2 separate regions of the Homo sapiens genome follow, and region 1 is linked to region 2. A link is a loop called in an ENCODE intact Hi-C map of the cell type or tissue named here. Cell type or tissue: tibial artery. All regions are shown on one strand.

Region 1 (5,000 bases), 410 kb after region 2:
GGCTGAGGCAGGAGAATCACTTGAACCCAGGAGACAGAGATTGCAAGGGAGATGAGATGGCGCCACTGCACTCCAGCCTTGGCAACAAGAGTGAAACACTGTCTGCAAAAAAAAAAAAAAAAAAGAAAGAAAAGTCGGCATGGTCATGGTTATGTGCGTTGTATGCATACTATGGTAAAGTTGCAGTTTCTGACTTGTGACAGTTCAAGTTACAATGTTTTGACTTTATGATTACACCTATGCAACCACTCTGTTCTTCACCATCAGCACAGCATTCAATAAACTACGTAAAATATTCAACCCTGTTTTTATATAAAATAGGATTTGTATTAGGTGATTTTACTCACCTGTAGGCTAAGGTAAGCGTCCCGAGCACATCTAAGTTAGGCTAGGCTGATCTACGCAACTTGATGAGTTAGGGATATTGAATGCATTTTTGACTCACTGAGAGAGGGAGTTGGTGAGTTTAATGATGGGATGCCTAAGAGGGAGCCATAGACTGGCAAACTTAGTTGGATTAAAAAAACAGAAAAGGTAAGGAAATGGACCCACCACTACTAAATGATCTAGAGTATCTTGGTTGAGAAACAAAAGCAGTTTGAGAAATGAGATAAGAGTAGAAGAAGAAGACGTTGTGAGCTTAGGGAAGGGGAGTAGTGCTGGGGTTCCTCCGATGCTCCAACAAGGAGTAAAGGAATGAGATGAGGGAGCGGGGGAGGCAGAAGAGGGACGGGATGATTACAGGAGGAGGAGGGCAAGGACAGGAGAGAAAAGAGGTTGCCTGGGACAGACTTGCACGGTTGTGAGAAAGAATGTAGAGAATTGCGGCAGTAAAAATAGAAACTCCTGGGAAGCCTTATGAATGGGGCTGGGATTGTTTAGCTTCATGAATGGGAGTGACGAAAGCTTGAACAATAACGACCTGGAGCCTCCTAGGAAGGAGAAGGTTTGTGGGTCTGCTGGGAGGGTCTGGAGAAAAGCAAATATTATGTCCGCACCAAGCTGAAGGGGACACGTCTTTCACACGCTTGGAAATGGGAAAGTGGCCAGGTTGGATAAGAGTCAAGAAGGAGAATGAATTTTCAAAACCATTGAAATGTCTTGACTGGGACTTGGCAATCGGATGGAATCACTCTCTATGTTGGGAAACTCGGGTGAAAGGAAGTGATATAAGGAGAAATGAACAGTTTTGTTAAAAATGACATTTTTCTCCCTGTCATCCATCCAAATGATTCCATTGTCAGTGATATCCCTTTCCTCTGGCCTCAGACCCTCCCTTCACATTCTGTCCCCTTCCTCTGTGGCTTCTTGCAACCCAGGCATGCGTCATTTTCTGGCTGTAAATCATGCACTTTTCTCTGTATTGCTTTTGAAATGTGATGGATGAATTCTGTCATGTAATTAGTTAGAAGGGGTCCAAGTGTCACCTCTTCCTTCTTTTTGCAGATCCCTCAATTCAATGTATACAAAATATTTACCAAATAATCTGAATTGTCTGGTTCCAGACATCGTTTGATTTACAAACATTGCTTTAGTGCAGGTTAAAGTGAATGAACAACTATCTTTCTTATGTCCATAGATATCTGGATTATAATTAAATCTAATGCAGTGGCATTGTTAAGGACCCTGATCTATATATAGGGGGAAGACAAGGGACCACAGTCCTTCAGGGAATATTGCAACATGCCAATTATTTCTATCATGTGCAGGCATTATAGTGCATAAAATTCAAAATCCCAAGTAAGACGTCACCTGTGCCATCATCTCAGATGAAGACTGGAGTCGCTACTGTGGTGTGTGTCAGGGGCAGCACTGCATTCCGCCTGCCTTGAATTTTCGACAGAGGAGGCAGAGCCTAGGAAAGGTAGAAACATGGGCTTTCGATTGCCATAAGGCTCAATCAAATCCTAGCACTACCTCTGATTGCACACGGAAGGGGAAGTTATTTACTCCCTCCGAAACTCAGTTTCAGTGTTTATAATACTGAAATGCGGTAACTAATATCGACTCCATGGAGTTGGGGCAACAGTTAAGTAAGAACACATGTAAAGTGTTTAACACACTATATGGCTTATAAAAATAGCTTAATAAGTGGGAGTCATGGTGATTTCTTAGTGTAATTATAATTAAAAATAAGTGTAAAGAGGCCAGGCATGGTGGATCATACCTGTAATCCCAGCATGTTGGGAGGCCGAGGAAGGGCAGATCACTTGAGGCCAGGATTTCGAGACCAGCCTGGCCCACATGGAGAAACCCTGTCTCTACTTAAAAAAAAAAAAAAGAAAAAGAAAAGAAAGTTAGCTGGGCATGGCGGGTGGCGGGCACCTGTAATCCCAGCTACTTGGGATTACAGGAGTAGCTGGGATTATAGCTACTGGAGAGGCAGTAGAGTTGCTTGAGGCAGGAAAATTGCTTGAATCAGGAGGCAGAGGTTGCAGTGAGCTGAGATAGTGCCACTGCACTCCATCCTGGGTGACACAGCAAGGTTTCGTCTTAAAAGAAAAAAAAAAGTGTAAAGGTAATTTTCAGGGCTTTAACAGTTCTGGTAGAATGTAAATAATCATCAATAACCCATAAGGTCCTTTAGTCACAAAATGCTTCTCAGTAGCTAGGGTACCTTCTCACCGGTTCCTTTGTAGGGAGTCCATCATCACATATTTTTATCACATTTAACCTGAATGTTGCATCCCCTAAGTTACAAATTAAGTTTTATTCCTCCATGGATTTATGTCATGGGTAAGACTGATCTATAAATTTTGAGTGCCGAGTTACCTTTTGAGGGTAAATGTATCCTTCAAACCCTGCTTTTTAATGTGAGAGTACTGGTCAATCTATAGTTTGGGTTTTGAACAGAGGACTATGCAGAGACGTCTTCTGCTCTCACAGTGGAGGACACAGAGCATTTCTAAAGACACATCCCATGCAGTTCCTTCTAGAACATCTGGCTCAAATGACACATTTTAATCAACATAATTTCTTCTTTAATCCCATGGATTTTTTTATTTTTTTTTTCTTCCTTTATTATATGGCTCTAATACAATAATAAAAACCTAAGAGAAAACAAGTATCAGCTTTGAAAAGCATAAGCCCCAAATTCACTAACTTATCCAAATGTCAAATTGTTATTTTATTATACATTAATGAAATGAGCTGAATGGCAAATTAATTAGAGGAGGTGAACCAAGATATATTAAAGCTAAAGAAATTTAAGTTTATATTTTTATTGCTTTGTATTTTTAAAAAAGAAACAGTTTTCAAGCAGCTAGATATGTGGTGATAATTAAGTACAAAACTGTCATAATGTAGGCAATTAACAACAAAAACAACAACAAAACCTTCACCTTAGGAACATTTTATGTTGTTACCCTAAAATCTCAATTCCTGATAGACATTACAAAATGTCAGCACGGCCCACATTCCTGAAAGCTCTTGAAATGATGAATGCAGTATCGAGAGGAAAGCTGAGAGGGTGAAAGATCACTGCACATCCCTGCACTGGCAAGGCACCCATACAAGAGGAAATCTGTTTATCAATGCTGATTGCTCCTGCTCTGCTAAAGATGCCAAAATTCAGCAAGAGTTGCAGAGAGCTGAAAGTACACAAAACAAGTCAGTTACTTTGAAATCCTTGAGCCAGAGCTAAGCCTACCTCAGCTCACATCCTAAAAACATCCAAAATGCAATCCTCTTATGCAATCTTGGCTCTTAGAATTCCCTTTGGCAGAATGAGGAGGGCCATCTTCCGTTTGCCAGGAAAATGCACTTCAAAAGCACAGCCTACCCCGCTTTCTACTATCTTATTTCAAAGCTCTGGTGCTTATCACTTGGACCCCTGCCTAGAGAACATTGTGAATTCCCATAAAGATGCATTAACACAAGATAGAAGAATCTGCCAGTCTGAAGGCATCTGCTGTTTGTCAGCTGTCATTCCATGAGAGTTTATCTTCTGGATGTCAATGGCCAATGGCACTGGCCTCACTTCTAAACATGAGATTAAGGCTGAGATCCCAGGTCAGGGACACAAGCTGACTTCAGCCTTTTCTTGAATCTGGACTTTGCCACACCTCCACTCTGCGATAGCACACCTTCACAGCTTTTGTGAGGTCACAGCATCCACCTGGATTCGGCACACACGTTGATTTTCAAGGGCCCATCACAACTTGCAATTCTGCATAGGTGTTTTCTCTAAATGGTAATAATAACGCATGAATTATTATACTATTGCTGCTTGACAGCCCTTTTCCTGTGTGTAGTGGTTTTGGATTATGGCCCACAAAGGCCATCAATTATGCTAGAAAACTAAGGAGCTGGGGGAAAATCACAGGGCAAAATGCATTTTGAGAGACATCATTGTCTAGACTCAAATGTCAGCCTTGGCACCCTCTTCTCAGCCTGGCCTAGATCCACTGTTGGGCAAGTTGATTCTAAAAGGTCCATTTCATTCCCCTCCATGCAAAGCAATGGTAAACAATCAAGTATGTCAAAAATGTTGTTGAGAGTGCATGTTTCTTTGGGAGTGATTACATCTTAGCCGTAGCTCATGAGACTCAGGTCTGGATGGAAAAACTTTTCCAGTGGAGGATTTACAGAGAACAATATAAACATAGATGACAAAGCAAAACAACAAGACAGTTATCTCACCTTACAAATTACATACATCATGGCTAGGCACAGAGGCTCATGCCTGTAATCCCTGTAACTTGGGAGGCCAAGGTGGATGGATGACTTGAGCCCAGGAGTTCGAGACCAGCGTGGACAACATAACGAAACCCCATCTCTACAAAAAATACAAAATTAACCTGGCATGGTGGCTCATGCCTGTAGTTGCAGCTATTCAGGAGGCTGAGATGGGAGGATCACCTAAGCCCAGGAGGTCAAGGCTGCAGTGAGTCGTGATCACGTCACCGCACTACAGCTTGGGGGACAGAATGAGACCCTGTTACACACATACACACACAAATTACAAATTACATACATTAAAAAATGCCTTGTATGTATCT
Region 2 (5,000 bases):
AGTGATAAAATTGATACTTTTCCATGACTTCTCTTTTAAAAAAAATCTGTCAGTTGCCAGATTTCCTCAATCTCAAAAATGTCTATCAAATCGTACGCTTTGCCGCATTTGAACACCATTGCATTAGCTCCTCCAGCCACCAGTCTTTAGTGTCTTGTGTTGGTCCATGGTTTCCTACCTGTCCTCTTGATGAAGAGCTCTTCCCAGTGGGGATGGGGCCCAGCTTGGATAGTCCTGCAAGAGCACAGAGCTGAATGCTCAATAATTTTGTGAGCCGGTGAAACAAGTGCTAGCTTGAAACTGACCGTAAGAAGGGACAACACACTCTGGAGCCTACTTGAGGGTAGAGGGTGGGAGGAGGGAAAGGAGCAGAAAAAAAGTAACTAATGGGTCCTAGGCTTAGTACCTGATGAAATAATCTGTACATCAACTCCCTGTGACATGAGCTTACCTATATAACAAACCTACACATGTGTCCCTGAGCCTAAAATAAAAGTTAAAAAATGGCCAGGCGCCATGGCTCATGTCTGTAATCCCAGCACTTTGGGACGCCAAGGCAGGCAGATCACCTGAGGTCCAGAGTTCAAGACCAGCCTGACAAACGTGGAGAAACCCCAAGTCTACTAAAAAATACAAAATTAGCCGGGCGTGGTGGTGCAGGCCTGTAATCCCAGCTACTCGGGAGGCTGAGGCAGAAGAATCACTTGAACCCAGGAGGCAGAGGTTGCAGTGAGCTGAGATCCTGCCATTGCACTCCAGCCTGGGCAACAAGAATGAAACTTCATTTCGAAAAAAACAAAAAAAGCTAAAAAAAAAGCTAAAAAAAAGAAAATGTGGTACATATGCACAATGGAGTACCATTCAGCCATAAAAAAGAATGAGATTGAGTCATTTGCAACAACATGGGTAGAACTGGAGATCATTATGTTAAGTGACATAACTGCAGCAGAGAAGGATGAACATCACATGTTCTCACTTATTTGTGGGAGCTAAACATCCAAATAATTGAACTCATGGACATAGAGAGTAGAAGGATGGTTACTGGATTATTTGCAACTCAATGGATGAATGCTTGTAGGGGTGGATACTCCATGCTTCATGATGTGCTTATTTCACATTGCATGCCTGTATGAAAACATGTTATGTACTCTGTAAATATCCTACTATGTACCCACAAAAATTAAAAATTTAAAAAAAGAAAGACACTGACCATAGCTGGAGTATTCACAGTATGAAATCTACAAACACTACAAATTAGGACTTTTCTTTTTTCTTTTATTAGAATACAACTGATCTTGACCTTCCAGTCCAACTGCCCCCTCGGTGTCAGAATTATCTTCCTAAAAAAGCAAAGACAGTAATGCCAGTATCCACTATCAAAATGGGACATGGGAAATGCTATTTTTATCAATGTAAGGTCATGACTGAAATATTGGTGAGCAAAGCAGTTTTATATATATATATAATATATATATAATATGATATATATAATATATATATAATATGATATATATAATATATATATAATATGATATATAATATATATATAATATGATATATATAATATATATAATATGATATATAATATATACATTATATGATATATATAATATATACATTATATGATATATATAATATATACATTATATGATATATATAATATATATATTATATGATATATATAATATATATGTATTATATGATATATATAATATATATATTATATGATATATAATATATATATATTATATGATATATATTATATATATTATGTGATGATATAATATATATATATGAGAGAGAGAGAGAGAAAGACAGAGTTTTGCTCTTGTCACCCAGGTTGGAATGCAGTGGCATGATCTCAGCTCACTGCAACCTCTGCCTCCAGGGTTCAAGCTATTCTCCTGCCTCAGCCTCCTGAGTAGCTGGAATTACAGGCCGTGCCTGGCTAGTTTTTGTATTTTTATTAGAGATGGGGTTTTGTCATTTTGGCCAGGCTGGTCTTGAACTTATGACCTCAGGTGATCCACCCAGCTCGGCCTCCCAAAGTTCTGAGATTACAGGCATGAGTGACAGCACCTAGCCTGATTTAAATATATTTATAATCAGAGCACTGCACATGCACATAGAGAGACACATGCTCACACGTGTTCTTCATTGTAGAACTTCAAATGGTGGCAATTCTTGGTAAAGCAGACAGTGGGTTCAGCTTCAGGGATGGTGGAAGTCCTTCTGCTCAGGCATCCCATTCAATAGCCTCTTTACCCCTAACCCGGAATCTTTATTAAATGTTTCCATGTGCCCTGTGTCTTATTTATCCATTGATGTCTCATAAGTTTGACATATAGAGAAGATGGTGATTCCTAGTCTCAAGGTAGAATTCTTTCATCCATGTGTTCTCCAAAGACAATTTGTTTTTCCAAAGTGAAAATCTGTGTTATATTCTGTTTCAGAGGAGGTGAAAAGATCTCTGGTAAATTGGTTTGCTGAAAATCAGTAGAAATCGATTTTTCAAAATTGCAAGGCCAATTCTGGTGTTTCTGAGATGAAGACAAAGAGTTCCCGGACACTCTGTGCCTCTGTCCAGTTTTCTTCACATGACTACATACCCCAGTAATTAAATCTCCAGAAGTTCTTCGTGCAGCCAGGCAATTTCTGTTTGAACTCTTGGCTAGTTTTAACTATTGCCCCGTCATTAACTTTACTTATAAATGCATAATTTATTAAAAATTGATATTATAATTTGGTCTAGTCTGCTCAAAATATCTTTCTGCTATCCTCCCCCAGGCCAACTAGTTAATTTTTGTTTGTTCTCTATTTAAAATAAATTTCTGGATTGCTCTTATAGCTCGTAATTACATCAGCACCATTGCATTTGGTCTGTCATCATTCACATATTTCACTGCTTTCAGAACCCTGCTGGTTTCCTCTTGTCCAATGAAATATATGCTTCAACATCTTGTTAAAATGAAAATGATTGTGTGAGAAGCTGGATGAGGGAGAGGTGTCTGCATTATTGTGCACACTGCAGTTTGACAGCCATTGGCCTATAGGTCAAGCTAATAGCCAAACTCTTTAGTACGAAGCATACTTTTCCTTCAGCATCCATCTCTAACATCTTACCTACCTTTAAAATCCCATTTCCAGCTACACTCATCCCAAATTCCTGAAACACTGCATTGCTTATTTGTTCCCTGTTCTCTAGTCGCTGGGCATATTAGAAGTTTTTACATTTTCATAAATTCTTATCTCTGCTTGGGATGACTTCCTCTGCATCACTGCAACCAGATATGGTTTCCAAAGCCAGCTCCTCAGAAAATCATAATAACTAACAATTACTGAGTTCTTTCAACATGTGAGGCATATTGTTAGGTCCTTCCAGGAATTACTTCATTCAATCATACCTGCATTTTAAAGGAGAGGGTTTAAGAGGAAGAATGTGAGGCTCTGGCCCACAAAGTCACCTGCCCATGTTTACGCAGATTCAAATCCTGTCCTGGAGACAGGAGCCCAGGCAGTTTGTACACTGTCTTTATCACTCTCCATTGCTTTCTCTTGATATATTTTCTTCACAGCAATCATCATTTTCTAAGATTATTTTTTATGTCTTTATTTAGAAGTTTTGTTATATTTTCACCTATTAGACTCTATGGTTTAGTACTCCTGGGCTTCTGATTGTCTTTTATACATGGAAAAGACTCTATAGGTATTTCTTGGATGGATGGAGGAAGGGATGGATGGATGGATGGACACATGGATAGGTGATGGATGGAAGGATGGATGGATTATGGATAGAAGGATGGATGGATGAATAGATGGATGGAAGGATGGATAGATGATGGGTGGAAGGATGGAGAGATGATTATTGTTATCTGGGTCTTTCCTTTTAATGGGAGAAGTAATACAAATGTCTAGACAGATAAATAAGCATGTAAGTCACATATTCAGAAATGGCTCACATGTTTCTCCTATTTTCTCTCCATATGGTAACAAGTTTGAGGCAACACTTTGCTTCTTAATGTGTGGTCTGCAGAACAACAGCATCAGAATAACCTGGGAGATTATTAGAAATCCAGAACCTTAAACTTCTCCCCAGACCCACCAAATCAAAATCTATATTTTAACAAAATTCCCAGTTAGTCCTATGTGCACATCATTGCACACAGTTCATGTGACTAGTGCTTGTTTTTATCAGGAAGTAGCACGAAAGAGTTCAGACTTACAATTGATTTGCTAAACATACCTGAAAGCACTTTTGAACTGAGAAGCTCTAAATTATTTCTGTTTCAATTTAGAAATAAAACAATCATTTTTCCTGTTAGGTCCCTACCTAATGTAAAAATAATCAAAAATTATGTACTACACAATACTAAAAAAGCACTAAGAAAACCATATAAAACTAAAATGAATTAAATCCTTTTTTAGTATTCTAAAAAGCTGATTTCAACTAAGAATGCCGTTCCTCAGCATTTCTGGTTGACTAAATACCATTTTAAAAATCAAAGTCATTTTCATAAATCTCCTTATATACTAAAAATGTGACTTACTAAATATAATTTTCAAATCCAATAGGAACAAATGAAAGAAAATTGGACTGCATTATTTCATGTAATTTATGCAATTGTTATCCTTATGCATGTTCAAATTTTATAAAGATAATAAATACAGAATAATTAAATAACTTTAATTTAATTTTTTAAAATTTAAATTATTGGTATGTAGTTATCAAGGCAATGTTAATCACATGTATAACATATTGAATATATGCATACAATTACATAACTGCCTTGACTTCTATAGAAACATACTATTTTTTCAAAAAATAGACTTCTTTCTTTATGGTAGTCTTAGGTTTATAGAAAAATTTCACAGAAAGTAGAGTTCCTATCCTTTCCACTTTTTCAAGTTTCTCTTTCATTAAAATCTTGCATTCATCTGGTACATATGTTACACCCGAGGGGGCAATATTGGTACATTATTATTAACTGAAGCACACAGCT

The links. Hi-C counts contacts between places; a loop is a spot of excess contacts. Peaks named below come from ENCODE experiments on the same cell type or tissue, not always from the same donor. Only the 100,000 strongest peaks of a DNase experiment are listed, where the experiment ranks them.
Region 1: a loop joins it to region 2, with 3 times the contacts of the local background. A loop is called at or near these places in 2 of 110 quality-filtered maps.

Annotation. Positions count from the first base shown.
Region 1 is chr10:4,082,461-4,087,460 of GRCh38, reverse strand. It overlaps LOC107984195 (a long non-coding RNA gene), which reads right to left. Exons shown (of 10, transcript NR_176060.1): 8 at 4,642-4,777; 9 at 4,086-4,185; 10 at 3,211-3,590. Among named protein-coding and RNA genes, the nearest start is that of MIR6078, 94 kb to the right of the region's middle. RefSeq lists an enhancer at 3,531-4,043. In tibial artery, no CTCF peak of the experiment used is centred here; no DNase peak of the experiment used is centred here; H3K4me3 peaks cover 413 bases; H3K27ac peaks cover 1,868 bases.
Region 2 is chr10:4,492,654-4,497,653 of GRCh38, reverse strand. No RefSeq gene overlaps it. Among named protein-coding and RNA genes, the nearest start is that of LINC00703, 110 kb to the right of the region's middle. In tibial artery, no CTCF peak of the experiment used is centred here; no DNase peak of the experiment used is centred here; H3K27ac peaks cover 1,281 bases.